Linked DNA regions of Homo sapiens: regions 1 and 3 are each linked to region 2. A link is an interaction called in ENCODE POLR2A ChIA-PET data of the cell type or tissue named here. Cell type or tissue: OCI-LY7. All regions are shown on one strand. Each heading gives the region's core, and the rest is flanking DNA. Links, peaks and the distances in the headings are about the cores only.

Region 1 (10,829 bases), core at 4,582-7,081, 550 kb before region 2:
AAATAATATGTAAAATTTTTTCACTTAAGTTCAAAAACCCTCAATTCTAGCCCCAGATTTTTGGACCCCAGGCAAATATCGTGGATTGAAGTCATACAGGGTTTAGCACAGTGTTTGGCTAATAGTGAGAGCTCTATAAATTACTCATTACTCAAACATTTTCTCTTAGGAATTGAAAAGATTCCATGCTATTAGGATGAACCACATGAAAGTGCCAATTTTATATGTAAAAAATCATATTTCAGTAATTTCATATGATTCAGTCTAATTTAGGAACTCTATAAAGTAACATGTGAAACTTTTAATTCTTCGGTATATACTGAGGGTTTTTTTTCCCTAAGAAAATGTATATTAGCTTACCGGGTTTTAAAAGGCATAGACCATTTGGAATTCCACATTTGATTATTTCTTTTGTTTTTTTTTTTTCCCAGTATTTGTGGACAAAGACAAATGGACACCTTTTGGGGTTATTCTAAGATTTATTATGCTTCTTAACATACTTCTTTATCTTCTTAATTATAGAACATTTGTTATGTCTGGGGCTTACTCATTCCTAATGATTCATTTAGACCTAGAAAATCTCTCCCCGATTGCCAAAAACTTTAGTCTTATTAATTTTGAGGGAGTCTATGACCTAACTGCATTTAGGTATCACTTTAGAAAGATACTTGAAATAAGGTACCCCAATAATCTTCAAATGAGTATCTAGTATAGTCACAGCAATAATCTGTCACCTTGGGCAGCACTACTTTGTTCCCAGATGCAAAGGATGGTGACGGGAAGGCTTTCAGTTACTTGATACAATGCAAGTTCTTATAACAAAGTGTTCTTGCCAGTTTACTTGCCTGTAGACCCAGTTAGATGGTAAAATCTGAGAGCAGGGAATTAATGCTCTCTCTTGTTCATTTTGGTGTTCCCCAGTACCTAGCTCTGTGCTGGCACAGAGTAAAACACTCAATGAACACTCACTAAATGAAAGAATGAAGAGATGAAGAACTGCTCTTCTTGCTTCCAGTGGATACAAGAGAAGAGTCAGGGGGCTACGATTCTAATTAGGTTTGTTTTCAACATTCCAGTGTTAGTTTTTACTGTCAGCAATATTGTCAATTCAATAAAGTATAATTACATAAGAGGAAATTAATTTTGTAAGCATTTAAAATAGTCAGGTTGGGCTGGGCGCGGTGGTTTACGCCTATAATCCCAGAACTTTGGGAGGCTGAAGTGGGTGGATTACTTGAGGTCAGGAGTTTGAGACCAGCCTGACCAACATGGTGAAACCCCATCTCTACTAAAAGTACAAAAATTAGCCAGGTGTGGTGGTGGGCACCTGTAGTCCCAGCTACTCAGGAGGCTGAGGCAGGAGAATCACTAGAACCCGGAAAAAACACCTTTCAAGCATTATCAAGCTCTTCAGAGGCATCTGCTCCCATTCAAACTGCTGATCATATTGTTAAAAATTGATAGATTATGGGCAATATTACTACAAGAAATATTAAAATATGCTCATAAGACAACATGAAAATACACCTGGCACATAATGGAGGCTCAAAAATATGATAATTGGATTAAGTGAAAAATATCACATTGTTTTAATTTTTGTTCTTTAAAATTTGTGACAAAACTTGAGCATCTTTTCACATATTTATTAACCATGCATATTCCTTTTACTCTGAGCCATCTCCTTCTATATTGATTGCCCTTCTTGTTAAAAATGGGCTCTTCATATTTTTAGTTGTTTTATGAAGGCTCAATCTTTGGTCCTAAAAACTGATAATAATTTTCCCCTGTTTAACATGTGTCTTTGGGTACGGTTTGTATCAGTATGTATGTTCTTGCCAACTCAATAATAAATATTTTTAAAGTCTTTCCAGTATATTATAAAAACTATGTGCAGTTTTATTTAGTTCTCTTAATAGTTTAATTTTTTACATTTATGTCTTTGCTACCTCCATTTTGGGGATAAGGAATTAGGTAGAAATCTAGCTTTACTGTTTCACAAATGGCTATCCAGGTGTCCCAAAAACTTTTTATTGTAAACCTGATTAGAAACCCCAATTTTACTGAAGTTATCCATAATCTTGTGGTTATTTTTGAGTTCTTTCCATTGAGCTATCTATTGTTGCAAACCACAATTACAGTTGGTTTATCCACACTTGTGTTTTTCTTTCCCAGAATTTTCTTTGCTATTCTCAAATGTTTATTTTTTGGATAAACTTTACAGTCATTTTGCAAGTTTGCCTGAACTTGTGATTTTGCTTTGGATTTTATGAGCATTTAACTCAGTGCCTGACATATGGTAAGATCTCTTTAAGTGTGAAAATATAATTGTAATTATTACATCAAATATAATGACAAATATGAAGAGGATTAACATCTTTGCAATATTGTCTTCCTAAGATTTGGATAGGAAATTTACCCATCTGCTCATAGGGAAAAACTATGCTCTTTCTTCATGTTCCTAGTGTTCACTAGAGTGCTTGTATAGAGCACATACTTAGTAAATATTTGTGAATTGCATTGGTAGTATCTAATTAATTTGCCAGTAGGTATTGTTAAAATACTTTAATATTCCTGTGATTTCAGCTCTTTATAATTCTCTGAATTTCTGTTGCAAAGTTTGGCATTGTTTTCTGACAGTTTCATAGATGTTCATACTTTTTTTCTCTTATACTTTTAATAGATTGTGAGCTCCTGGAAATAGACACAATTTCTTTCATTTATTTGGCACCCTCCACCCTACTCCCATGACCCCCTCAGACTTAAGACAATTCTCATACTTTCCTAAATGTTTGTGAGATTTGATTATCTTTTGAGATATTGATTTATATTTTCTCTGGTATTATCCTCACCTTTCATTTTCTTCCATTCAAGAAGGCAGCAGGCTTCCTTCTTGCTAGGGAAGGGTTGAGGCCATGTGTAAGGCAGCTGTAGAACACCAGTCATTGTGGGTTTATTCTCTAAAGGCCTAAACACTTAGGTGAATGGAGTAAGTTTGGTAGGTACATGAATGGGATTCCTAGATGTAGACAGAGCAATTGGAGAGGTGGGGAGAGCAGGTAGTTGAAACGTTTTTCTAGCCTGCTCACTGTCCTGTCTTGCAGCTGCTATCTTATACCTTCCTTGACCTCCTTCCCCAGTGTCTACATTGTTGTGGAGTAAATAGATGTCACCTGACTACAACTCCTTCATTTTCCTCCACCCACCCTTGTAAGCCTATCTCCATTTGCATTCCTTCTCTCCCTCTTTACCCATTATAAATAAATCATATCCATATTGTGGAATCCAGTGGTCACTTCCATACCTTGTCTGACTTGACACCTCACAAGAGCATTTAACAGGGCTTACTATTAAATATTTCCTTTTTGAAACACTCTCTTCCCTTCGCTTCCCCATGCCCCTCCTGGATTTCCTCTCCCTTTCCGACTGCTCCTTCTGAATCTCCTTGCCATCTCCTTCTCCTCTCCTTGCACTTTAAATGTTCAAGTCCATCAGGAATTTCCTTTGGGCCACTTCTTTTCATTCTCTTCCCACTCTCCTTTAATGACCATACTATCCCCTTGACTTTCAATATCAACAATATGCCAAGGACCTAACACCTTTATCCTTGGCTTATGCCTCCTTTCCTGGGTTCCAGTTGGAGAGATCTCCTTGCCTACTTGAAGTCTCCACTTGGAAGTCTCACTGGTGTCTTATCTTAGATTTGAAGCTGAACCAAACCATCTCCTCCCCACTTCAGATCCCCTGTTTCTCCAGTCCTCCCCACCTAAGAATAGGGCTTCTTCATCCATTCCAATTGTCCATGCCAAGACTTGGATGTAATCTTTGATACCAACATTTCACATTCAAATCACTACCAAAGTGATTTGCCCAGTATCTCCTGAATCCAATAACATACCTCTCCCATCCAATTCCAAGGACCCCCATCAGAAACCTGGACCCCTGCAATAGTTTTTTTTCCTGAAGCTTTAGGGTATCCTTTCTCAACCAAGCTGTTCTCTGCCTAAATGTCAAAGTTAATAGTTTATAAATATAAATTTGATAGTTTTACTGTCTTGCTTAAAGCATTTTAGTGGCTTCCCATTATCCTCATAATTACTATAATCCACAAGGTTCAGTATGACCTGTCACCAAGCTATTTCTCCAGCATTACCTTCTGTCAACCTTCCTGGTGATTAACCTTTTCTGTCCATGCCAAGGCACCACTCCTTCAAAGGTATGCTCTATCTTTCACCACTCTTTCTGTTGGGCCAAATCCTACTCTTAGTTAGGCTTCACGTTAAATGTTACATTTTTGGAGAAGCCTTTCTTGACCCTTGAGTACAGATGAGGTTCTCTTGTTATATGTGCCTAGGGCACCTGATACTTTAACTACATTATAGTAGTTATTATACAATTTTTTGTGTTTATTTATAATCTGTTTCTATTACTAGACTGTATTCTACATGATGTCAAGATAATTTTTAAAAACTTATTTTAAACTAGAGTCACATGCAGTTGGAAGACATAGTGTAGAGAGATCCTGTGTACACTTCACCCAGTTTCTTCCAGTGGCAACATCTAGAATTTAACATTTAACACAACCAAGAAATTAACATTAATAATATCCACCAACTTTTTACCAGTTTTACATATGCTCATTTGCATGTGTGTACGTATATATGTGTGTGGTTAGTTCTATGCAGTTTTATCACATGTAGATTTGTATGACTACCACCACAGCAAAAATACAGAGCAGTCCATCACAGAATCCCTCATGCTTCCCTTTTATGGTCAGTTATCTCCCTCCCTATAATTTTTAAAACATATATATATATATATATACACACACACACACACACACACACACACACACACACACACACACACATCAATAGCCCACTTTAAAATAATAAAAACAGGCTTTTGTCATAACAGAAAACACATATATACACCGTGATAAAACTTAGCAAGATATGTCAAGAAACTGTAGACATATAAAATGAAAAATTTATCATCACATAGATGAGTCAAACGTTTAGAAATGTTTTTAAGTGAACTACATTTTTTATATATTTTGTATATTCAGCTTTGTAAATCTATTCTCCACCCCTCTTATCAGTGTATCAGAATACCTAAGACTAAAGGAAAGCTATAATAGCAAGAGTTCTTTCCTAAGCATATTTTAGGGTGTGGTCTACCAACTTGAAAGGAATAGGAAAAAGCTGTGAGAGACTGTAAGTCTCTGTGAGCAAGCAATTTCTAAGAAATAAATGCTAAGCTTAATCTCAGAATTCACTTTCTAAAAATAAGTAGCTGGTCATGAAGAGTGGGTTATAAGCTGAGACTAACTGTATTAGTCTGTGTTCACACTGTTGATAAAGATGTACCCAAGACTGGGCAATTTACAAAAGAAAGAGGTTTAATGGAATTCCACATAGCAAGGGAGACCTCACAATCATGGCAAAAAGCAAGGAGGACAAAGTCATGTCTCACATGGATGGCAGCAGGCAAAGAGAGAGAGCTTTTGCAGGAGAACTCCTCTTTATAAACCATCAGATCTCATGAGACTTATTCACTATCAGGACAACAGCTTGGGAAAGACTTGCCCCCATGATTCAATTACCTCCCATCAGCTCCCTCCCACAACACATGGGAATTCAGGATGAGATGTGGGTGCAGACACAGCCAAACCATATCACTAACTTATTATCTTGTCAAACCCCAATGTTTTAATAAAGGAAATATTTTTTTTTCATTCTAATGTATTAATCAGGATAGAAATAAAAATAGGTAAAGTGAGAAAGATGAAAACATATGAAATTATTTTGTCAAATTATAACATTCTTCTTTGACATAAAGGCTTATGTTTCCATTGTTTTATGGGAGGGAGCAATTGTGGAGAAATGTGCATGATTATGGAAATTAGACCTAGCTGCAAATGGCTTCAACTTACTAGGTTGTGTGGAACCATGGGCAATTTACTTAATTTCTCTCAGTTTCAGTTTCTTCACCTGGAAACAGGACTCGTGCTCATCACATTTGTACTCTTATATTGGTTAAATGAGATAATACGTTAAAACAAGGACTATAGGCACTGCCTTAGTATTTGACACACAGCAGGTTCTCAGAAAGAAGACAAAGAAATAAGGGAAAGGAAGAAAGAAAAAGAGAAAAGAAAAATATGTTGATTTCCCACAATACTCTTTCCACCTGGTTTCTTCTGAGATAGGTTTCTTTAGAAGGATCTAGTTTACATTAAACATCGTCAACCCTAAGCCTAAATCTGAATGCAGAAGTTTGGTAACTACGGCTTGTAGTACAGATCAATAAAAGAAAAAAAGACATTCAGACAATCACCTTTTCTGAAGTTCTTGAATGTTAGTCCATACTAAGACTTTCTGTTCCTCCTGGTGAAAAGATACCTGTCTACTTCCCACACACTCTGTATTAGTCCATTCTCACACTGCTATAAAGAACTACCTGAGACTGGGTAATTTATGGAGAAAAGAGCTTTGACTCACAGTTCCTCAGGCTTCACAGGAGGCATGACTGGAGGCCTCAGGAAACTTACAGTCATGGTGGAAGGCGAAGGGGAAGCAAAGACCTTCCTCACGTGGCAGCAGGAGAGAAAGAGTGAAGAGGGAAGTTCCAGACACTTTTAAACCATCAGATCCAGTGAGAGCTCACTCACTAGCACTAGAACAGCATGGGGGAAATCCACTCCCATTATCCAATCACCTCCCATCAGGCCCTTCCTCCAATTGGACATGAGAGTTGGGTGGGAACACAAATCCAAACCATTTCACCCTCAAAGTGAAGTACCAATTAAAATGCCCATTGAAATCACAGATGTTGGATCACTAACCACCCCCCTCCCCATGTTTCTCCATTGAAATGATGGAACAAGAACGTGACTCTAATACTTTCCACCTGGCTCTCATTGAAGACCTGATCAACTACCACCTGAGAACTGTCTCCCTTGATTATCTTGTGAAACTACTGGGATCTTCCATCAAGCCCTGGATTTTCCTCAGTCAGACCCAGAGAGTTTCAAAGCAAACCTCCTTAAGGGAGTGGCTAGGATTCACCTAGCAATCCTTGAGATTGCTGTTTTCCCCTTGGGTGACCCTGTCTGGTTCTGAGTTCACGTTGCCTTTCCTTATCTCTGTGCTTTCCTAAAGCTGAACACCAGAAACATTTACCAACTTGACTGAGAATGAACTTGAAGTCACCAAGCTCAAATCTCCTGTGAGCCAAATCATTATTTAATTATGTTGGTGGATGTGGGAGAAAAGAGCAAAACCACTTAAATATGGACGATAATAGTCCCTGACTTCACCTCTACTTGTGAGAAATAATCACTCTTTCTGGTGACACATACAGTAAGTCAGAAGATTGCCATTTACTGCTCTTGCTTTTAGTGTATTCCTCATCATTATATATGGCATTCCATCCATCATTAAAAAATTGAATTTCATTGACATATAGGTTATAAATTCATCTTGGGAGAAATGACTCCTTTTCTGGCTTGTGTATATGTGAATATATACAATTTAACTCAACCTTAGTTGTAATAGACAGTATCTCATAACTTATTTGTGTTTTCATCTTTTCTACACTTTTTAATGTTCAAAGGTCTCTGAATGCATGAATTTCTTCCTATTTTATATTTTTTTAGTTGAGAATTTTTAACACTGGGGAAGTGTTTTTGACTATTCTTAAATAGTGCTGAATTTTCCTTAGAAGTATTAATTTTTAAAAGAAAAATATTTTTTATTATTGTCAAAACTATAATATATGATCAATACTAATTAGTCAACATGAATGTTAAGGTTCTTCAGTCTCAAAAAAGGCTTATGCTGTTAATATATGATAGCTACCATTGCAAAGTACTTTATAGATATTAGCTCAATTTATCTTCACATCAACCCAACAAGGTAGATAATATTAACATTATTTTATCTATTTTAAAAATATTTGATACATCTGGGACAAAAAACAGTGAAATAATTTTCTCAAAGTTATACAACTAATTAGTAACAGAGCTGGGATCCAGTATTATGCAATGTATTCCCTTTTAATGTAATGAGACCTGAGCTTTTTTCCCCCTTGTTAGATGTGTTAGACAATTATTTTTTCAAGTTTACATAACTGACAGATTAATCAATTAAACAAATGTGGGAGAAATAAAACCCCACATATTCAGGTAAGCATGAACACCTCGGGTTACAAGACTTTAATTTCAGATTCCAAACTCTATTATTCTCAATCCTTCTAGTATCTTCACCCCAATCCTTTTAATACTCAAGAATGCAGTGGACATTGCTTAGAAATTTAAGACAATGCCATGAGGACAGGGGCTTTTTGTAAGACCACTGCTGGCCAGTGTGGCTAGATGAATCTTGTAGCCATTTTTCTTGGAGGGTTTGCCACATCCTCGGAATTGCTGCCTTGCATGCATGACCTGGGTCCACACTACTCCTGGACCTGCAGACCTCTTTTTGTTTTCTCCCTGCATTTCTCACCCCATCTCTCTTAGCTGGAGGCAGTGAAATGGAGGCCTGGCCATCACTTGCTCTCCCCACCTCTCCAGTTGCTCCGTCTATATTTAGGAATCCCATTCATGTACCTACCAAACTTACTCCATTCACCTAAGTGTTTAGGCCTTTAGAGAATAAAACCACAACCACTGGTGCTCTACTGCTGCCTTACACCTGGCCCCAACCCTTCCCTGAGCCCATCAAGTTTGGAGCTAGCTGCTTTCTTGAATGGAAGAAAATGAGGGGTGAGGATAATGCCAGAGACAATATAAGTCAATATCTCAAAAGATAATCAAATCTCACAAACATTTAGGAAGTATGAGAACTGTCTTAAATCTGAGGGGCCATGGGAATGGGGTGGAGGGTGCGAAAAAATAAAAAAAATTGTGTCTGTTTCTAGGAGCTCATAATCTATTAATAGTTGGGATAAAAAAAAATAAACATCTATGAAACTGTCAGAAAACAATGCCAAACTCGAGATCCCGCCACTGCACTCCAGCCTGGGCAACAGAGCGAGACTTCGTCTCAAAAAAAAAAAAAAAAAAAAAAAAGAAAACAATGCCAAACTTTGCAACAGAAATTCAGAGAGGAGAATTATAAAGAGCTGAAATCACAGGAATATTAAAGTATTTTAACAATACCTACTGCCAAATTAATTAGATACTCCCACTGCAATTCAAAAATATTTACTAAGTATGTGCTATATACCAAGCACTCTAGTGAGTCTAGAAACACGAAGAGGAAGCACAGTTTTACCCTACAGGCAGAGAGGGTGATGATGACGAGGGTGATGATGTGGAAGAGAAGAGGGTAAGACATTGGAAAATGCATTTTAAAGGTTGTAGTTTTGAGCTGGGTTTTAAAGAAAGAGTGGAATTTTGCAGTGGAATTATGATGAGAGAAAACACTATGTGCAAAGGCAATGATAGAATTGATCCAGTTTTGAGCCATTCCTTTTCCATCAAGCTTGGGATTGAGTCTTGTTAGTAAAATCAGACAGCATTTGTGGAGAGAAGGGGTGTTTTCATCACATACACCTTGGTTAGAGACCTGTATATAAGACATGAAGGAATACAAAGCGATCCTTTGAGGATGAGACTTGAAACAGAGACCAAAGCTTGCAAAACCATCTACATTATGACTGAAGCAGACAAATGATTTAAGGTCAAAATTGTGTAATACTTATTTGTTTGAATCCCTGTGTTTCAAGATAGGATCATGGTCAGGTTGATGAAACAGTAACTCTGCAAAGGCCCTAAAGGGCTAAAGAAGAGACCACCGACTATTCCAGCAAGTTTGGAAGAATCCATGCTAAGATCATCTTATAGACTAATTCCAGCCCCCGGGCCCTACCAGTAGCCTACTCTTAGCTCCCCTCCCACTTTTTTTTTTTTTTTTCCAACAAATTCCCTGGTTCTTTTGTTTTGTATTTTCCCTTGCTGCAACAGGTTAAATCAGTCTCACTTTTTTCCCTCCACACTACCGGTGTGTTCCTGATGGTCTCTGGACAGAGGGTTTTATTAAATGAGGTCTCATCAAGATTCATCTGAAACCCTTGCTGCTATGGACCAGGACTTGCTGATATCCACAGCTGAGAGCCTTTGAGTCTCCGCTTCCTTGAGGCTACTTAGAAGCCAAGTCTCACTACCAATATGAGCTCCAAATATTTTGTCGAGCCGTTTAGCACTAATTTATTGTGTTTGTCTCATGGATGAAATCTCCCAGGACTTTTTGTTTGCTTTCTCATATTTGTACTTGTTCTCTTGAAGCTGTGCCAAAGTATTAATTAGCCACTAGTCCGCCTATTTACTGTCTGTGTATGGACCTCCACAAGCACAGGGGCTCTTGTCCTTTTGTTGGGGATGAACATTTGTTGAATCATTTGGCACGACAGAACCTAGTAGTAGAATGTCACACTCTGGAAATCATACATTTTTGGCAACATGGCCAAAACAGTAAGACCAGGATCATTATGGAAGTTTGAAACATTTTCCATGTGCCCCACAATCAATTGAAATTTCTTTCTCTTCACTGGAGAAAGCCAGCTACCATGTGATGAGGACACTCAAATGGCCCCAGGAAGAGGCTCATGTAGCGACGAGCCTCCTGCCAACAACCAGCATTAACTTGCTCGTCCTGCAAGTGGCTGCTATGAAAGCAGATCCTGAAGCCTCAGTCCAACCTTTAGATGAGCTGCAACATCATCTGAGAGACAACATCTCAACTGCAACCTCCTGAGAGACACCAACCAGAACAGTCTAGCTAAGCCACTCCCAAATTTCTAACCTACAGTACTCCGTCTGAGAAAAT
Region 2 (10,829 bases), core at 4,682-7,181:
TTTATTTTATTTTATTGGTGTTTCCTTTGATTGTCTGGTTCTCTGATTTAGGCAATTCATTTAACCTTTGAAATACCATTTGCTTCTCCATACCACTGGCATGATTGAGGAGCTTTAATTCATTCACCCAATATTTTATGAAAGCCATACTATGTGCATAATACTGTGTTTTGTTTTTGAATGTCTGTGCCTGTTCTGTAAGCAGTTACAAACTAACTGAGAAGATAAACATTTACACAGGAAAATAAAACTCACACTGTCAGGTAGCACATGGTAAGACAATGTTGCGTGTACAAGGATATTCATTGCAGCATCGTTTGTTTAACAACATTTTGGAAAACATCTAAAGGTCCATTAACAGAAGAAGGGTTAAACAAATTATGATCGTCTATATAATTGAATACTACCCAGACATTAAAGGAGAATGAGGCAGATCTACATGTACTAAAATGGAAGAGCTCTCAAATACAGCTTTAAAAGAAAAAAGGAAGTGTGTAGCCGTGAGTACTGTGCTGCCATTAGTGAAAAGAAAAAAATAGGAATATAGACACAAAGTCTTACATATGCATGGAATATCTTGAACAGCTACATAACAACCTGCAGAACGTGGATGCCTCTAGGGAAGAGATGGCTGGAGTATGGGCTGGGAGAGAGATTTGCTTTACCTTGAATATTCTTTTGTATCTTTTGAATTTTGTACCAGGTACATATATTATCCAATTATTAAATAATATTTAAAATGTGTCCTAATCCTCTGGCCAGCTCAACATTGAGGGCTGGCAAACATTAAATGAGGGACAAGTAGAGAACTTTTTCACAGAGGTCTGAACCATGGAGTGGATTCTCTGCAAAAGGTTTTAAAATAGTTCTGTTGGAGGAAGGCGTGGGAGTTACTGCTCTGTCTCCTTCAAGTCAGTTCCAATCCAATGCTTCTGACATGGAGAGCGAGACACAAGGAGGGGTTTCAATAACCTAATACTACATGACATGGGGTTTTAGGTCACCATCTCAACATGTTTATTCAAAAGGGAGAGGATTTGGGAAACGCAGGAGAGAAAGCCGGAAGATTCCTCCTTCCCTGAGAACCTGTGTTGTCACACTCATGGGTGTTCTCTGTCACCTGGACACATGTGGCCAAGGAGGGGACTGAGCAGCCCTGGCTCCTGTCATAAGAAAGGTTCTAAGTTCTTCCTGGCACATTACCAGAGAGTCTGGACTTCATAGACTCGAAGAATCTCATAGGGAGGAGGGACCCTGGAGATTTTGCTCAACTTCCTCATCTTACAAGCAGGAGACTGGGGACAAGCGACCTGCCCATGGACACATCAAGCATCAGCTGCAAAGCTGGGACTACACCCTCGGTCTTTTAACTCTACATGCAGTGCTCTTTCTATATCACTGCCACATGGTCACAGTCCCCTTGGGTTTTCAGCAGAGGCAATGCTAAGGACATGACAGTTATTTTCCTCAAACCGATCGAACACTGTGAGAGCAAGTTCAACAACTCAGGCTTGGGGCTTTCCTGAGACCAGGCTGCTGAGACAGTTTTGGGGTGGGGGTGGAGAACTAGGAGGTTCTCTCTATTGCTCAAGAGAAGGTGGGTGATCATACAGACTTTCCAGCAAACAGCCAGGGCAGGCAGCCTTCGGGGCACCCAAACCTCCCCACCATGGGTCCAGTCCAAGCTAGATGCTTCAGCATTGACACTCCACACCAAAATGGATCTCATATCAATTTTTATCTGTGAGGGGTTGTATAAAACCTCCTACAATCTCAGATCTGGAAACCATATAATAGGAGTAAAGCAGTCAGAAAAATGGATAACTTTTGCCCTTTTTTATGTGGGAAAAAAAACACCTCAGTAATTGAATTAATTTTTAAAAATATAACAAAGGGCTGGGCACAGTGCCTCATGCTTATAATCCCAGCACTTTGGGAGGGTGAGGCAGGCGAATCACCTGAGATCAGGAGTTCAACGCCAGCCTGACCAACATGGCGAAACCCCATCTCTACTAAAAATCCAGAAATTAGCCGGGCATGGTGGTGTGCGCCCGTAGTCCCAGCTACTCGGGAGGTTGAGGCTTGAACTGGGGAGATGGAGGTTGCAGTGAGGTGAGGTTGTGCTACTGCACTCCCTTGGGCAACAGAGTGAGAGTCTGTCTAAAAAAAAAAAAAGAAATGTAACAAAGGCCAAAGGCCAAAGTCCCCCGAATTTTGTCACCCCCTTTCTCTTTTTGCTATGCACATGAGTCCCGCTGAGGTGTGTGATCAAGTGAGCCCTCTGAGGTGTGTGATCAAGTAGGTCTCTGGGCACCGAGCCCACTGGCTGCGCTGGCAGCCCCCTCACTTCTCCTGGGCATGGAGTCCCAGCACCTTCCTCACCTGAGTCTCATCTGTGTGTGCAGCTCCAACATGTTTTACTTTCTATTTACTAAAATAAACTTCCTCTTTCATGATGACTTTGGAAAATGGACTCTGGACCACTTGGAGTTCATAAAGACACGAATCAGGCTATCTTAGTCCTGACATGAATCACTTTCTCTCCCCACCCATTTCCACAGATGCGTGGGTAATTTGGTCTCACTGCATCCCTCCTGCTGTCTTCAGGAGGATTTCCGCCACCTCGGCAGCATGAGTCAAAATGGATCATCCTCCCCGCCTCACCGCTTAACGAACTGAGGTGTGTGTTGGAGCTGAATGTTTACAACACAAAACCACCAACCATCTTGTTTCTTCATGTTTTGATGGCCCAGAAGCTGAGCTGCAGGGAGAGGACCTCCCCATTCCTGCGTAGAAGACAGGGGTCTTCTTATGTCTTAACTTTTCTTGACTACTGTTTGGCTTTCAGTGAATGCTTCAAAAGTTCTACCCTGTGTCCAGCACCCCAGGTCTTGATGGATAAAAATTCTCAGCACCTAAGCTGATCTTCATTCCTCATTTCCAGCCACAGCTCAAGGGGTTTGCAGTCTGTCTTTGGAAATGACTCAACCAACAGTTGGGAGTGAAAAAAATTAATGATGCCACATCTTTAGGCTTTGTCCTTTCATTTACCAAGTCGGTATTTAATGAACAACATAAGATTGTACTTCCTTGCAGTGAGTTTGCATTTCATGAGACGATGAAACTAAAGAAAAAGTCAGCCAACCTCACTGCTCCCTCAAGAAGTCCTCATTTCTGAACCCAATTATTTCACTTCTTATTCCTCGGTAGGAATTCTCTATGTACATTCATGACATATCCCAGAAGGGGCAGTGGGGTCTCACTGCTGCTTAAGGCACCTTTGAAGTGCTTTCTTGTTTCTATTATCTTGACTATTTTCACTACCCTTTCCCTCTTTCTTTCTTTTTTCTGCATTTTTCTTGTCAGATGTTGGCAGATTATTGAGTTGCCATCAGTATTTAAGTCAGAGTTCTGTTTTAGGCAATGGTTATTTTACAAATAGACACAAGTAGCTTCAAAGTATCCCCACGGCTTCTTTCCTCCTTCTCCATGTTTACTATACTATTATTTAGTAAAATTGTTAGTCATAAATTATCATTATTTAGTTAAAAACAAAAAAGCATTTGGCCAGGCACGGTGGCTCACACGTGTAATCTCAGCATTTGGAGAGGCCGAGGCTGGCAGATCACTTGAGGTCAGGAGTTTGAGACCAGCCTGGGCAACATGGTGAAACCCTGTCTCTACTAGAAATACAAAAATTAGCCGGGTGTGGTGGCACATGCCTGTAATCTCAGCTACTCGGGAGGCTGAGGCAGGAGAATCGCTTGAACCTGGGAAGCAGAGGTTGCAGTGAGCTGAGATCACGCCACTGCATTCTAGCCTGGGGGACAGAGAGAGACTCTGTCTCAAAAGAAAAAAAGAAAGCATTTTAACATAATAAAAATATTTTTAGGTGTTTAATAAGAAAGAAATTATTATATAGTAAAATTGTCCATATTTACTATACTATTTCTTTTTTTCTCCTTTTCCTGAGGCAGAGAGAAAGGGTAGGGGGAGATTTACTCTTGTTCTGATCCGGAACCAATCTTTAGTTCCAGTTCATTCTTCTCCCTGCCTAAAAATAAGAGTTAATGCTTCCCAAATGCTTTACAAACACACTCATATAACACCCAGCAAACATATCTTGTCCTCCTTTCAACAAGGAGATGGTCTGGCTCTTAGTACTATGCTGTCCTGTCTCTCACCACCTCTACGCCATCTAATCACCTCTTGAGCAATTAAAACACAGGTGCACAACCTTAAACATATTTGAAATATTTAAAAATAATTCATCTATATAATTTGGATCCGTGGACATTAACTTCCTCAATAATGTGACGCTGGCCGTATGCCGTGGCTCACGCCTGTAATTCCAGCACTTTGGGAGGCTGAAGCGGGTGGATCACCTGAGGTCAGGAGTTAGAGACAAGCCTGGCCAACATGGTGAAACCCCGTCTCTACTAAAAATACAAAAATTAGCCAGGTGTGGTGGTGCGTGCCTGTAGTCCCAGCTACTTGGGAGGCTGAGGCAGGATAATTGCTTGAACCCAGGAAGCGGAGGTTGCAGTGAGCTGAGATTGCGCCATTGTACTCCAGCCTGAGTGACAACAGAGAAACTCCATCTCAAAAAATAAAAAAAATAAAAAAGTAAAATAAAAATAATAATTTGATGTCTTTGAGTCTGGCTATTTATTGTTTGCTGTGGTGAAGTCTGGCATGGAAAACACTATAATGTTGACAAATAAGAAAAGCAACATGGAGTTCAAAATATAACACAGAAATGTCATGCTTATGAGGATCATATAAGTTATTTTGATGATAAGACCTTGTCCTTTTAGAACACTGGCCTCTGCACGGCTGGGCACGGTGGCTCATGCCTGTAATCCCAGCACTTTGGGAGGCCGAGGCAGGCGGATCACCTGAGGTCAGGAGTTCATGACCAGCCTGGCTAACATGGTGAAACCCCATCTCTACTAAAAATACTAAAATTAGCTGGGCGTGGTGGCACACACATGTAATCCCAACTACTCGGGAGGCTGAGGCAGGAGAATCGCTTGAACCTGAGAGGCAGAGGTTACAGTGAGCAAAGATTGTGCCACTACACTGCAGCCTGGACAACAAAGCGAGACTCCATCTCAAAAATAAATTAATTAATTAATTAAAAAAAGAACACTGGCCTCTGATCCACCAGAAAGAATTTCATAAGATTCAGTGATAAAGCTCAGCTCGTGGCTTTTTAGGTGAGCCCCTCATTCAGACTCTTTTAGACTCTATTTACTCCGACTTCATGCACAAATCTAAAAGGGTAGGGGATCTGCTTTCCAGTCCACAGAAGACTAGAAAGACAAATGAAAAGGCAGAGCCAGGGGGACAGTGCTGGAAACCAGCACCCTGAGAGAGGGTAGTGGAGGGAACTGATATCCAAGCAGCTGGAAGAGGAGCTTTGCAGACGCCCAAATGTCAGACCGATTCATGTCAGAGATGACAGCCCCATCCACAGCTCCCTGACATCGAGAAAGACAGTAGCCGTGCTCATCAGCACGTCCTGAAGCCACCAAGACAGGGACAGACCACGATCAACTGCAGCATGATGAAGAGGTTCATAACTTTTTTAAGGAATCTCTATATGTAATGGTTCAAGTTTTATTTCCTGAAGGATATCAGTAACATCAAGAGCAAAAAGTGACTCATTCCCTAAGATTTCAGGATAGCCTAGTTTTGCTTTGTGTATTTGCATGCAAGTTATCCTAGAGATAAGGCACACTGTCATCTATTAAACTAGTCTCCAATGACCATAATTTTAGATCATCAAGTGACAGGTTTCTTAGATTATGAAACAATAATTAGCCTTAGCTTCATGAGTCTGTAAAGCATGTATGACTATCTCAGCGGACCCTGCATGTCTGCTAGTGCAGGTTTCACCACCAATTCTGGCAAGAGCTGGAGTCAGCCTGGGACTGTGGTTATTTTGCATACACGAAAAGCTTGGTAATCTCTTTGAAGGGCCTGGACTGTGTACAAAGATCCCTCCCTTTTTGCATAATGGTACTTTACTTCCTGGATTATAAAGATATTATTTTACTAGAGAGAAAGGAACTGGATTTGTGGCGCATATTTGTCCAATGATTTAAGTTAATTCCTCATGTTCAAAATGAAACTGTCAGTTATAAGCTGACCAAATGAAGCAATATATTTCAAACTCAACAGAATCTTTTTATTCACTCTACCAATCTACGTACATCCCAAATTCCAACATAATTACCACCCCAGGTGTTGGTTAAAGAGCACTTTTTAACTTCCTATGGTGGACATTTCTAAGCATCCACAAAAGTAGACAATAGCATAATGAACTTCCAGGTACCCAACCTTCAGCTTCAGCTGTTATCAATATTTTGTCAGTCTTAAACAGTATGCCTTAGTGTGCCTAAATGAAATTCCCTGTATTTTAATTATCCAGAAGGCTGGAAATATTTGGGCAGCCAGGCCTCCAACCATGAGGTATGATTAGAAAGATTTCAAAGGCTCTTCACCCCACAGATGATGCGTGCCACGAGGAGTGATATATTCTTGGTTCTCTCTCTCTGTTTCTCATACTCTCTCTGAAAACACAAATGCTCCTGCTGAGGGGGCATTACTGAAATTCCTAAAACCTTGTTAAGAGTTGGTTTTTATCAAATGATTTTGTTCTAGAACAGGAGACTTTGGAGGGACAGCCTAGCATCCTTGTATCCTGGGGATGAACAGGGCCCTGGAGGGAGAAAGGGAACAGTGTGATGTGAGATAGGAAAGCCAAATACACAGTGTTGTTTTGGCTTAGCCCTGGTAGTAATTCCTGTAAGAGACTGTCTGAGAAAAAAATTACATTTGGAACATTTTTATTTCAGTAATCAGGATTTGGGAGTCTTAGAAAGGATGAGGTAGAAAGCCCCTTTACCATATTTTTTAAAATAGCTTAAGTCCACATTATGTTTCAGCAGTGAGAATATATTTTGGAATTCAATTATGTAACAACAGGAAGTAGGATGGCTGGTTAGAAAGAGTTTTACTTTATTTTTTACTTTTCTTTTTTTCTTTCTTTCTTTCTTTTTTTTTTTTTTTTTTTTTTTGAGACGGAGTCTCACTCTTATCACCCAGGCTGGAATCGGCTCACTGCAATCTCGGTCTCCCAGGTTCAAGCGATTCTCCTGTCTCAGCCTCCCATGTAGTTGGCATTACAGGTGCAGGCCACCACACCTGGCTAATTTTTGTATTTTTAGCAGACACGGGGTTTCACCATCTTGGCCAGGCTGGTGTCGAACTCCTGACCTCAGGTGATCTGCCCGCCTCGGCCTCCCAAAGTGCTGGGATTACAGGCGTGAGCCACCGTGCCCAACCTAGTTTTTACTTTTCTGTTGATAAGATGTCATTCAACAGTTGCCAGCCAACATTCTTTTAGCAGCTGTGACACTGGTCCCTCAGCTTAGAAAGAATAATTTGAGTGGCACTTCTCACTTACATTCTGTAAGAAGAGAAGAGTATACCAGGACTTTTTTTTTTTTTTTTTTTTTTTGGCTTAACACATGTGGTTCTTCTCCATATGTTGGGAAGTCCCTGCAGCAGGGAGTGGGCACAGGCGCAGAACTGCCCGAGGAAGGAGATGGAGCTGTTGTTTGCTATTCTTGAGGTCCAATATTATAAGAGCATCCTTGATGGACCAATGTGGACCCGACTAAGGTCAGCTGATAGAAAGCATTTCAGAATTTGGCTGGGCGCGGTGGCTTGCGCCTATAATCCCAGCACTTTGGGAGGCCAAGTTGGGAGGATTGCTTGAACCCAGGAGTTTGCAACCAGCCTGGGCAACACAGTGAGACACCCATCTGTACAAAAAACTGAAAAATTAGCCAAGGCTGGTGGTGCACAACTATAGTCCCAGCTACTTGGAAGACTGAGGTGGGAGGATCACTTGAGCGTGGAAGCTCAAGGCTGCAGTGAGCTGTGATTGCACCCACTGTGCTCCAGCCTGAGCAACAGAGCAAGACCCTGTCTCAATCAATCAATAAGTAAAATAAAAAAGCATTTTGTGAAAATGCACCTGACCCAGCAGGTTGGTGCATGGTCTATGGTATCAGGTAAAATTCATAGGCAGGGTCCTGCAGTGAAGGCCTCTCGTGAAGCCTTCAGGGATGGCCTCAGGCCCCACACCCAGGCACTGTCCTCCAGCCCTTCCTCACCAGGTGCTTCTGAGCCCTGAACTGCTGGGCACGAAGTTGAAGAACCACTGATCACACAGCTTGGAAGAGCCCATCCACTTCTGATATTTTGTCACCAATCATCTCTGCCAAGAATTCCCTGGGCATGTTCGCTGTGCTGAGCCGTGTGGTGGGTCCTCCAGGGAGGTGACAACTCTGTCATCAAGGAGCATCACTCGAGGTGGAGAACAAGGGTTCGTGGAGACCTAAGGACAGGACTTCTCCAGCCCCTGTAAGCCTTCATCCTAGTTACCATGGAAACAGTGATTGTTTAATTATTTTCTCACCAGACAGTAGACTCCTGAGGGTAGGAAAGGTGTCTGCTTGTAGCCCCAAGGCCTAGGAAAGTGCAGGACACCTCAGCCTTCATTCCATGTCTGTGGAATGAACGATGGCCCATCGGCTGGCTTGAACAACGTATGGAATGATGAGATAAAAGAAAGAGAAGGAACCGGGCCAGCCTGACGAGGGCCGAGTCCCAGGAGTTTGGGATCTATCCTTCAGACCACAAAGGCTCATTGAAAGTTTCTAACCAGGGCAGTCACATGGAGCCTTCCACGTTTCTGGAAGAGGAATGTGCAGTGAGGCTGAGGGATGGGAAACAGGGAAATCTGACACAAGGTGGCCCGTGGGAAGCTACTCCAGTAGCAAAGGTCGAGACCTGGAGCTCCTGCCCGACCCTCCCAAGGAACTGTCATGGAGCTGTGAGCCATACAGGTGGGGGTTTGGCCATTCAGCATTTGAAAGCATAACATACTGGAGCTGTTTATAATATAGTCAAAGAAATAGGGTCGCACAGACAGATTTGAGCAATGTTTATGTACATCCATGAGTGTCTATGCACGTCCACCTGGAGTTAAGGAAAACATTGTCTGGCCATATATTCCTTCCTGGTAACTCTTTCAGGACTTCAAGGCATCATTTAGCTCCTGGAAGAGCTTATTTTCCAGACACACACTCCAGCAGCGCCCTAAGTTCATGGGCGCGCATCTTAGTCTCCTGGAATAATTTAGTTGCTCTGGCTCAACAGATGATTATTACAGTTATTATTAATGTTGGTTCTAATAATAGCAGTAGTCATAAACATGTTTCTTGGGGGCCACCACATTGATAGCAATTGAAGCCTAAAAGAACATAGTCCCCAGGGATCTGTAATACAAGCTAATCAAGCAGTTAGAAAGGAATTTTTTAAAACTTTCCCCCCTTAATCCCATCTTTATTGTGTGGGTGGAAATCACCACTTGAGAGATGAGCCTCAAGGCCATGATCTGGAGCGATTTCAAACAGGCTAAGGGGTGGCATTGTAGTCCCTGGAGCCCTGCCAAGTAATGGCTGGCATTTCACCCTAGACCAGCCCTTCCAATAGAAATAATGAGAACCACAGATGTAACTTCAAATTTTCTGGTAGCCACATTAAAAAAACTAAAAAGAGGCCGGTGGCTCACGCCTGTAATCCCAGCACTTGGGGAGGCCGAGACGGGTGGATCACCTGAGGTCGGGAGTTCAAGACCAGCCTGGCCAACATGATGAGACCCCATCTCTACTAAAAATACAAAAATTAGCTGGGTGTGGTGTCCCATGCCTGTAATCCCAGCTACTCAGGAGGCTGAGGCAGGGAGAATGGCTTGAACCCGGGAGGCAGAGGTTGCAGTGAGCGGAGACTGGGCCATTGCACTCCGGCCTGGGCGACAGAGCAAGACTCCATCTCAAAAAAAAGAAAAAAAGAAAAAACCAAAAAACTAAAAAGAAACAGGTGAAGTAGTCTTTTAAATATATTTTAGTTAACCCTATGTATTCCAAATATTATTATTTTGACATATAATTCACATAAAAATTGTTAATGGGGCTGGGCGAGGTGGCTCATGCCTGTAATCCCAGCACTTTGTGGGGCCGAGGCAGGTGGATCACCTGAGGTCAGCAGTTCGATACCAGCCTGGCCAACATGGTGAAACCCCATCTCTGCTAAAAATACAAAAATTAGCCAGGTGTGGTGGCACACACCTGTAATCCCAGCTACTCGGGAGGCTGGGGCAGGAGAATCGCTTGAACCTGGTGAGCTGAGATCGCACCACTGCACGCCAGCCTGGGCAACAAGAGTGAAACTCTGTCTCAAAAAACAATTTTTTTTAAAATAAAATTGTTTATGGGATATTTGAGATTCTCTTTGTTGTCACTGTTTCAGGTTTTAGAAATCTGGCGTGTATCTTCCATCTCAGCAAGTAGCTGCAGAACTGCACACGGGGCTCTCGGCTGCCACAGCTGACAGCACAGGGTGAGCTGCTCTGGGAAGGTGCTGGTGTGTCACTCACCGGGCACACTCACGGACCAGCTACCCAAGGAGGCAGTGACCACAGGACTGGAGTACTGGGAAGCAAAACAAGGGAGAAAGGCCAGTCCCCACCACTCCTGGTGCCTGCTAAGTGGGGTAAATGCCCTTCTTGTAGACGAGCGCCACAGCAGCCATGGAAGTGTTGGGATGGAGAGAGGAAAGGAAAGCATTGAAAGTCCTGTAAGGGTTCTGAGAGTCATAGATCCTGTAAGATGTCACTCATCTAAGTCATGCTCTTAGGACTCCGGGCAGTCAAGGAAGAGAAGCAACAAGCCCAGGCAGAACCAGGAGAG
Region 3 (10,829 bases), core at 3,610-6,109, 380 kb before region 2:
ATGTGAAAATTTATTTCCCTTTAAATGCTATTGGCAAAAATTCTTATTTTGAGTTTGAATGCAAAGTGCCTTGCTATGTGGAGAGTGACTAGCAAATGCCACCATGCACCATCATGGTATCCTAGTAGCTCTGTGTTACAAAGGGAAACAATAACTCTTTAAAAAAATTATTGAAGGACCTTTATTTTTCCCTCGGAGAGCTTAACATTCCTAGCTAAATTACTTCCCCCCATGTCTGCTTAAAGCACTTCCTCAAAATACAGAAAGCCACAGAGCCCCTGTGAGGGTTTTGTATCCCAGTAAGCTGTCACTGGCACAAACTTTTCCCTCCAGGTGTCAGCAAGAAATTTCCTTAACCTAAAGGCCACCCCCTTTCTGCAGGTCTGGTTTTGCCAGACAGAGGGCAAGAAGTGCCAGGACAGACTTCCCTATGAGTGCCATCCTGTCTGTTGACCAAGTTTAGGAGTTGTCTTCCCAAAATATCCCTATAAGTCACAGTGGTTTCATCTTCTCACAAGCCACATGAGACTTGTTCTTCTTTTCTTGAATAAAAGTTTTATCAAAGTTATGCAAATTAGTATAGACCCACTGTTAGGGGCTGGGAGGAGAAGCAGTCAATGTAACATGAAATAAAATAGACTAAGATCAAAAACAAACTATTCTGTTTAGCTGACTCATTTCAAAATGAAATCAGTAATTTTGTAACAAGGGGTGGGGGATCAGCAGATGTTTTCAAAGGATACGAAATTTCAGTTAGATAAGAGATGTAAGTTCAAGAGATCTATTGTAGAACAAGGTGTTTATATAGTTAATAACAGTGTATTTCTGTAAATTGCTAGGAGAGTAGATTTTAAGTGTTCTCACCACAAAAAAAGAGACATGAGATAATGCATATTGCTAATTAGCTCAATTTAGCCATTCTACAATGTATACCTATTTCCTAACAGCATGTTGTACATAATAAACAGTTTTTATTTGTAAATTTAAATAAATAAATATCTTTTGAAAAGGTAATTTAGTAACAAACTAAATGCATCTTTAAATAAATGGAAAACCCCATTGTAACACATTCGGGAATTGTAGAAATATGGAGAGCATGCACAAAGAGACAGTTCTTCTTTTCTTCTAATCTCACTCTCCAGGGACACTAATTTAATATGTATACATCAGTATTTTTCTATGTTTATCAATATATAAACATATATAGTTTTTTTCTCTTATCAAAATAGAACTATTCCAAGATACTGTTTCACATATTGTTCTTATCACTTAATAACGTGTCTTGAACACCTTTCCAAGGTAACTGTCTATTAGTTCATAGACTGGATTCACAGTTCATACTATGTCCCCTTATTAATATTGAGATTGTTTCCTTTTTTTGCCTTTCAACCAATATTGGAAGGGCATCTTTGTAATTATATCTTTATCTATTTGCAAAATGAAATTCCTAGAAGCCAAACTGTAGCATCATAGAGGATTCACATTTTTATATTTTTAAAAAATTTCAAATTGCCCTCTAAAAATAGTTATACTAATTTACTTTCCTAAGGAAATTACTTTAAATTGGGCAGGGGTAAGAAATGACTCTACATTTTAATGTTACTGACATTTACCTGCACCATGCTAAGACCTTCACATACATTTAGCCTATGGGTTACAAAGCAGAAATTTTGTGGTCATTTTACTGCTGAGACTCTGGGAGTAGACGCTTGGGTGATTTGCACAAAGCCACCCTGGCAACTGGCACAGGAGGGAAGAGTAGGGCTGTCTGAGTTCAAATCCTGGTTCTATTTTACAGCTAATTGGCATGGGCTTTACTTCTCTGTGATGGTTAATTTTATGTATTAATGTGACTATGTCATGGCACCCAGATATTTGGTCAAGGTATTTCTTTGAAGGTATTTTTTAGATGTGATTAACACTTACATCAGTAGATTTTGAAGAAAGCAGATTATCCTCCATAATGTGGGTGGGCCCCATCTAATCAGCTGAAGACTTTAAGAGGAAAAAGACTGCAGTCCCCTGAGGAAGAAGGAATTCTGCTTCCATACTGCCTCTAGACTCAGGCTGCAATGTACATGCCTCCCTGGGTCTCCAGCTGGCCTTTTCTGCAGATTTCAGACCTGCCAACCCCCATAATTGCATAAGCCAGTTCTTTAAAATTTCTCTCTCAAGAGGAGACGGCCGGTGGGCGGGGGGCAGGGGGAGTGAGAGGGTGAGAGAGAGAGAACCTATTGGTTATGTTTCTCTGAAGAACCCTAACTAACTAATACATTCTCTAAGCCTCATTTTCCTCACCTGTAAAATTGTGACAACACTACTTCCTTTGTGAAATTACAGACTAAACTAAATAATCCATGTAAAGTGCCTAGTGCCAGGCAAATTGTCTGTAGTTCACACATTTTTCACTATTATTTTTTGGAAAATGAGCTTGAACTCACTGCTCTGTTCACTACCACCCTCATCCCTTTCCCTTACAACACATTTTATCTCTCTCTCTCTCCCTCTCTCTCTCTCTCACACACACACACACACACACACACACACACACACACACACGCAAACACACGCGAACCTTAGGAGAACACAGAACCTAGGCCCTTCAGTTTATAGACAAGAAGTATAAGCCCAAACTCTAAAGAGATTTACTCAAGAGCATCTTCAGCAATGTTGAAACCAGAATGAGATCTTCTCCATCTCCTGGAGGCTGGTTTCCCACTACAATCCTGCCTCCTTCCTGTGAGTCGGGTATTTCTTATCTCATTCATTTGTTTACCTCACAACCCACTCTGCCTCATGCATGAGCGATGCCATGAGACTGGGGTCTGATTCTGCGATGTGTCACCTTGAATGAGGGCCCACTGTCTCTGTTCCCTTTCCCCTAGATTTCACTTCAGTAAGTCATGCTGGTGGGGGCAGAGGAGGAGGAACATCAGAAAAGGAAACACTTATCCATGACATGCTTGGCTAAGTTATTACCTAACACCAGAGCACGTCACTGCCCTGCCTTGGCCTGGAAGAAGGTAAACCCTCACTACCCGTGTTTTGTGATGACAACAGGCACGATGAAGCTAGAGCTAGTGTTGTTGCCAGGGTTGCTTGTTCTCCTGAATACAGAAGGTCCTGTGTAACCAGCAACACATTCCCAGCCATGTTCACTCCAGCCTCAGTTTGGTGCTTTCAAAAATACTGTTAATGATGTCTTGCTGTTTTCAGTGCTTCAAACAGGTAGGCTTCCCAGAATATGCCCAAATATGCAGAAGAAATCTGAAAAGCCACCCATGGCTGAGTTGTCAACCAGAGTGACATTCAAGAAATGGCTCAAATTAAAATATATTCATAAATATTTGGTGGAGGTATCATGGCTAATTGAAATGGCATTTTGGTATTTTAAAATTCATTCCAAATATGGAGGTGAACACCCTCCTTGTCTGGGCAGACAGGGTATAGAAATTGAGAATGATACGCTCCCTCATATTTGTAGCAGACCCGCCACAAACATCTCTCCATGCAATGCTGAGAAACTCAACTTTGAGAATAAAATGATGAAAAATATTAGAGCCGTATTTATTGCCTGTCAACACCAACAGTGCTCAAGAGAAATTTACTGAGTTCTAGTAAAATGAGCTAAATTTGTGAATAAATGATTTGAATTGGGAATAGGCTTTGAAATGCCTAAAACTTTCCTAAATGAATACATTTCTGCAAATATTGAAATTCCTAGAAAAATTCAATAAAATTCTCTTTTGATGAGGATCATCTTTGTGACTGTACGTAAGTTGGCTCAAAGCCCATAACTAACCCACAGTGTGGTAGGATGAGTCTGGGCTGGGTTGGAGTCCTGACATCTAGGTTTTTTGTTTGTCACTTCTTCTCATTGGCTATACTGTTTGCACAATCTCAAAACCTGCATGTGGATAATTCCTCACTTGTAAGCTTAACCAGATGAGCTATTTCCCAAGCTAGAAATACAAAGAGAGTGATATTTATTTTTTGTTATTTAATTTTAAATTTAACCTGCTCTGTTAACCAGCCAGGTAACTCCCTCTTGAGCAATATTCAAGGAAAATTATCAGGAAGTCCAGGAACATATGCAGCCCCAAATCATGCAGAGAACTGGAGCTGGCCAGGCCACCACTAATGTTGCCACTCAGGGTCCCACAGAGGCACCGTGCAAAACCGCTCCTGCACACTTCAACTGGTCATTCTTGCCCACTGAGTCAGGACTACCCAGCCCAGGGGAGGAACCTGCTCTGGTCTTCAAAGCTGAGCTCTTTGTTTTACTGTCACATGGTGTCTCCCAGTGACAGGGAGGCTGCAAGAGCACGAGTCCCTGGGGCTGCTATAACAAAGAGCTGCAAACTGTGGGGCTTAAACAACAAACATTTATCATCTCATGGTTCTGGACTTTGGTTGGAAGTCCAAAATGAAGGCATCAGCAGGATTGATTCTTTCTGCAGGCTGTGAGGAAAGATCCAGCCCATGCTTCCCTTCTGATTTCTGGAGGCTTCCGGTGTTCCTTGGCTTTAGGTGGCCTTTTCCCTGTGTCTTCACATCATATTCCCTATGCGTCTGTCTCCAAATTTCCCCTTCTTACAAGGACACAGGTCATACTGGATTACAACCCACCCTAATAACCTCATTTTAATTGGATCACCTCTGTAAAGATAATATTTCCAATAAGGTCATGTTCACAGGTACCATGCGTTAGGACTTACACATCTTTGGGGGGGACACCAAAACACTGTTGATGTTTAACCATGTCACTGCAGTTTTCAGATGCAAAATGATGAGAGTGTCACATATGCCTTCTGTTGCAATTACTTAGCCTGCCCATTGTGGACAATCCATAAACAAATGGGTGTGGCGGTGTTCCAACAAAACTTTACTTATGAATATTGACACTTGAATTTTATATTATTTCACTTGTGATGAAATATTCTTTTGGTTTTTCTAAACCATGTAAAACTATCGAAACCATTCTTAGCTTGCACACTGTATAAAATGATCAAAGGGCTTGATTGGGTCCTAGAACTGCAGTTTGCCAATTCCTGTAAGAAAGGATTCTTTAACTGAGAAAAAAATTGATCCTCATCAGATTTCTCCCATTTAACTGAGATAATTTCTTTATATTAGTTTCCAGCAACCCCACCTCCCTGCAATAATTTATAAATGTTCTCTTATTCATATGGTGCATGTACTTTACTCCTAAATCGAGTTTGTGCTCTGTAAATAACTTCTCACAAGAAGCTCAGGAAAGAGCTTGAATGTAGGAAGGCAAGACACCTTACTTCTTTATTCTACAGTATCTCCCGACATCCAAAGCAATGTTTGTTGTAGCAAACATTGTGTATGCAAATTGAATCCTTTTTTAATTTTTGATTTTTGCAAGTACATAGTAGGTGTATGTATTTATGGGGTATATGGGATATTTTGATACAGGCATACAATGTGTAATAATCACTTTGGGGTAAATGAGGTATCCATCACCTTAAGCATTTATCCTTTGTGTCACAAACAATCCAATTATACTCTTAGTTATTTTTAAATGTACAATTAAATTATTACTGACTATAGTCACCCTATTGTGCTATCAATTACTAGATCTTATTCATTCTTTTAAACCATTTTTTTGTATCCACTAACCATCCCCGCTTCCCTGCCACCCCTCCCCACTATCCTCTGGTAACCATCCTTCTATTCTTTATCTCCATGATTTCAACAGTTTTAATTTTTAGCTCCTACAAATAAGTATATGCAAAGTTTGTCTTTCTGTGCTTGGATTATTTCACTTAACATAATGATTTCCAGCTCCATCCATGTTGTTGCAAATGACAGAATCTCATTCCTTTTTATGGTTGAGTAGTACTCCATTGTGTGTCTGCACCACACTTCCTTTATCCATTTGTCTGTTGATGGACACTTGAGTTGTTTCTAAATCTTGGCTATTAGCTGGGTGCGGTGGCTCACGCCTGTAATCCCAGCACTTTGGGAGGCCGAGGTGCGTGGATCACGAGGTCAACAGATCGCGACCATCCTGGCCAACATGGTGAAACCCTGTCTCTACTAAAAATACAAAAATTAGCTGGGCATGGTGGTGCGCGCCTGTACTCCCAGCTACTCAGGAGGCTGAGGCAGGAGAATTGCTTGAATCCGGGGAGGTGGAGGTTACAGTGAGCTGCATTTCAGGTTGGGCAACTGGTGTAACAGAGGTTACACCACTGCATTCTAGCCTGGGCAACAGAGCGAGACTCCATCTCAAAAATAAATAAATAAATAAATAAATAAATCTTGACTATTGTGAACAGTGCTGCAATAAACATGGGAACAAATCAAATATTTAAACACCCTCATATGGGGTCTTCTCAAACTGTACCCATCATTCTGGCCTAATTCCAGCCTGCCATCCTCCATGAAGCCTCCTCCAGCTATTCCAGCTCATCCTGACATTGGCTTCTCTTTTCCTGTTGAATTCATAATCCATGACATGTAACTGACCACTTAACCCTTGATGAATTCTCACATTAGTTTTGACTTTTCAGCTACAAAACCAAAACCACTCCAAGAAAGGAACTGGTGACATCCTTTTATTGTTGTGTTTTCTCTCCTTTGAAAACTAGTTAACTCTTACATTACAGTAGGCACACTCCAAGGCTGTTTCCCGACGCACAGGCCAGGCTGCTCCCTGGAACTCCTTTAGGGGTTAGGCTGGGCCCATCCACCTACCTCTCTGACCCGAGCCTTTTGCCAAGGCCTAAGCACACTGAAGCAGCAGTGGCTGCCATCCATGTAGGCGCTGAAATTCTAGAGCTCAAAGAAGGGAACTGGTGCCTAACACTCTAGCCATGGCTGGACACCAGGAATCAGTACCTGCTTCAAAACTGACAAATTACAGAATAATTAATTACTAACAGATATTCTTAAGCACAAAGTTTTAGTGCACATTGACCATTTCCTAACTTGAACCCTCTCTAAATAGATGAATTTCTCAAGTAAAGGTAAGCAAGGTCAGTGCTTCTGTTGCACTTTGGTCTCCTCTCTTGGCATTTTCTTTTCTTACATGATATTGTAGTAAGTAGTATAAAAACTTGAAAATGAAAAGCCTGATTCTTGATGCATAATAGGAGCCCCACAACAATAACCAATATTTGGAAGTTTGTCAAAGGCAGGTATGAAGCACAAGATGAAACGTTTTCATTTCGGATGACTTATAGTAAGATACCAATAAAATACTCCGAGATGTGGTAAGAATAGGCGATATCACCACACCTTGGGCGGGTGAAGCCACTTGGCACAGGCACCCTACCTCACCACACCCCTGAGGCATGGCAGAACACAAGAGAACCACACCCATTGAGTGTGATGGCTGAGCACAAACCAAACACTTCCAAAGGCGAGGCAGAAAAATCAATACAGGCACCACAGGAGGTGATACCGGAAAATGATGTGATGCTGGCAGGATTTTCACTGCAAGGGAAGATAAGTAAAGAAATAAAAAAGACCCCTTCTCCTTTGCAGATGTAGGGCACGCCTGCCAGAGTTTTATTGTTTTATTGGTGGATGGGGATTCTTGTCTTCTCTGGTCAATTTCTATATGGGACACTTCCTAAGTTACTCGATCCTCTAAACACTATAAGAACTTGGAGACCGAGCTGAAAACTTAATTAGCATTATGCAGACTGTGGGCTTCTGGTATTTCTAGTAAGCTTAGGAAGCTGCCAAACATTCCTGCCAAGTTTCCTTAAGCCTGGAAAGGCCTGCAAATGCTAATCCAAGAAAGCCAGGGAAAGCAACAAATACTAATTTTCTCATAGACTGAAAGGGAAATACTGTGAGACGGGGGCCGGGGGCTTCTTTTTGTGAAGGAACCATCGGGGGCTTCTTTTTGTGAAGGAACCATGAGGGCCTAAGGATGTCAGCTCTAGAGAAAGCCCCAGGTGGGACCAGATGGAGTTTAGAATAGTCTGCAAGCCACAAAGACATGGGATGGGGAAATCGCCCTTGTAGGCACAAGGCAGCTAATGCCAATATTCATCTGCACCAAGGCCCACCTCCTCTAGACAAGGGTAAAGGTCTGAAGAGTTCAGAGAAATTAACCCCAGTAGTCTATATTCCTCAGTAAAGCTGAAGGATGTAAGGTTTCCATACACAACTATAGTGAAAAAAATACATTAACTTCCTTTCACAAAGGCTTGATTTTATTTATAGTTTATATGTAGCTCCTTTTTTTTTTTTTTTTTTGAGATGAATTTTCACTCTTGTTCCCCAGGCTGGAGTGCAATGGCGCGATCTCAGCTCACTGCAACCTCTGCCTCCCAGGTTCAAGCGATTCTCCTGCCTCAGCCACCTGAGTAATTGGGATTACAGGCATGCACCACCACGCCCAGCTAATTTTTATATTTTTAGTAGAGACACAGTTTCCCCATGTTGGCCAGGCTGGTCTCGAACTCCTGACCTCAGGTGATCCGCCCACCTCGGCCTCCCAAAGTGTTAGGATTACAGGTGTGAGCCACCATGGCCAGCCTATATGTAGCTCTTTAAACAGTACCTGGCCACCTTCTTCATTTGTTCTACTTCATTACTTAGGAAATTGGCTAGCTTTCAAGAAGAATTTATTTTCCCAAAAAGGATTTTCCAAAATCAGACATAATTGGTATTAACATTTTTTAGTAAAGGAAAAACAAAGCCAATGTATTGAACATTCTATATGTGCTAGGTTCTATGTTAAGTGTTTCACATTCATTATCTCATTTTCTCTCGAAGAAAGATATTTTCTATTAATTTTGGGATTGATACAAGACAGAAAAGTTGTTAAACTTTAGAGCAGGGGTCCCCATTTCCCAGGCCATGGACCAGTACCATTCTGTGGCCTGTTAGGAACTGAGCCACACGGCAGGAGGTGAGCAGTAGGCGAGGGAGCAGAGCTTCATCTGCATTTACAGCCGCTCCCCATCACTTGCATTACTGCTTGATCTCTGCCCCCTGTCATATCAGCAGTGGCATTAGATTCTCATAGGAGTGCAAACCCTATTGTGAACTGCGCATGTGAGGGATCTAGGTTTTATGCTCTTTATGAGAATCTAATGCCTGATGATCTGTCACTGTCTCCCATCACCCCCAGATGGGACCATCTAGTTGCAGGAAAATGAGCTCAGGGCTCCCACTGATTCTACATTATGGTAAGTTGTATAATTATTTCATTACATATTACAATGTAACAATAATAGAAATAAAGTACACAATAAATATAATGCATTTCAATCATCCCAAAACCATCCTCCCCCTCCCCCAGTCTATGGAAAAATTGTCTTCCACGAAACTAGTTCCTGGTGCCAAAAAGGTTGGGGACTGCTGCTTTAGTGGACTGCAGAGTAAATGAATAATTGAGAGAAAGGTTCATCAGGAGGGAAGAAACTTCGGCTCCAGTCTGGCTGGATAGAGGAGCTGCTGCTGTCTTGGTTAAGTTGTAGGTCAATAATAGTGCTAGAGAGGGTCTCAATCCATTCTTCAAAGAACAATTATCCAGAGCCTCTGTACCCACCCCACTCCATGCAACACCCCGATAGGTCTCTTATTAGAAGCAAAATGGAGAAACAGTCATCTTTTTGCCTTTCTGAGGAGCCAATTCCTTAACTTTGATTTTCATCTAATGTACACTATTAACTGGTTACCATTGCTTCTTCCAATCATCTATTTTCTCAGCCATATTTATTGAGTGACTACTGTGTGCCAGATATTGGGCTACACACTCTGCATCCATGGCGCAATCTCTGCCTGCAAGAAGTCTGCCGTCGATTCCCTTCTCCCTTTTAGGGAGGCAGAGACACCAGCCAGAGCTGCAGGGTGGTGCCCAAAGAAACAGTTGAGGTAGGATGTACTCGGTACTTCAGCCAGGGTAACTCTCTACTCCCATACATGAGCCAAAAGACCATGACCTTCAGGGAATCAAAGTTAGAAGGCAGGTAGAAGAGTCTTCAACACAGAAGAAAAATCCAGCTGGTGATTCAGAAATGGAAGGACAGAAATGAGTGCACCTGCTCACCGTGGGGGTGGAGGAGGGTAGAGAGGATTTACCGAGTCAAGGAAGTGTAGTGCACAGGCACTTTTATTGGGACACAGACTCCTCCATGAGCAGGGAGGGAGCTCTCAAGGATGTTGTTTGTGGCATGGAGGCAGCTCAGAGATTCAGAGGAGAGGTACACAAAAACTAACAGCCACACCGGAAAGGAGCATAGCGCGTAGTCAAATGACTATGGAGTCCAGAATCAGACCAGGGTTTTAATCCTGGTACCACTGCTTTCTCAAACTAGTAATGTCAGCTCTGTGAGCCTCAGTTTTCTCATCTGTATCATAGGAATGATGTTTCTGTTGTGAGAATTAAATGACATGATGTATGTAAAGTCCCAGGCCTATTCTAGACATCCAATAAACAGTAGTTATACTCAATGAAGAAAGCACCAAAAAAGACATACTTGTCTCCCCTGGAGAAGTTCAGAGGAGGAATCACCAGTGCACAGCCTTGAAGAATCGGAAGGAGTTCCAATTGGGGATGGAGGGAAGGTAGAAGAAACCACATGGGTGGGACACGTAGTTGGACACTAGAGGCCAGAGTGCCTGGGGGCGGGTGTGAGAGAAGAGGCTGCAGCGCCAGGTCCTGAGGAGATGCCTGCCATGTACAAAAGCTACATCTGCCTTGACCAGAAAGTGGTGGGAGTTTTAAGCAGCAGCCTGCCAGGAACATGATTAGGTGATAATAGGTAACACTCATGCAGCCAACCCCTAATTAGAGCTTCCTATAGGCCAAACACTATTCTAAGCCCTTTACATAT

Evidence for each region. ChIA-PET counts read pairs that join two places held together with the same protein. Peaks named below come from ENCODE experiments on the same cell type or tissue, not always from the same donor. Only the 100,000 strongest peaks of a DNase experiment are listed, where the experiment ranks them.
Region 1: POLR2A ChIA-PET joins it to region 2 with 6 read pairs; 2 of 35 experiments call an interaction of 5 or more read pairs at or near these places.
Region 3: POLR2A ChIA-PET joins it to region 2 with 9 read pairs; 2 of 35 experiments call an interaction of 5 or more read pairs at or near these places.

The regions. Positions count from the first base shown.
Region 1 is chr6:105,573,211-105,584,039 of GRCh38, forward strand. No RefSeq gene overlaps it. Among named protein-coding and RNA genes, the nearest start is that of LINC02836, 54 kb to the right of the region's middle. In OCI-LY7, for the core only: no CTCF peak of the experiment used is centred there; no DNase peak of the experiment used is centred there.
Region 2 is chr6:106,123,727-106,134,555 of GRCh38, forward strand. No RefSeq gene overlaps it. Among named protein-coding and RNA genes, the nearest start is that of PRDM1, 43 kb to the left of the region's middle. RefSeq lists an enhancer at 10,556-10,829. In OCI-LY7, for the core only: no CTCF peak of the experiment used is centred there; a DNase peak (open chromatin) is centred at 5,955.
Region 3 is chr6:105,746,056-105,756,884 of GRCh38, forward strand. No RefSeq gene overlaps it. Among named protein-coding and RNA genes, the nearest start is that of LINC02836, 120 kb to the left of the region's middle. In OCI-LY7, for the core only: no CTCF peak of the experiment used is centred there; no DNase peak of the experiment used is centred there.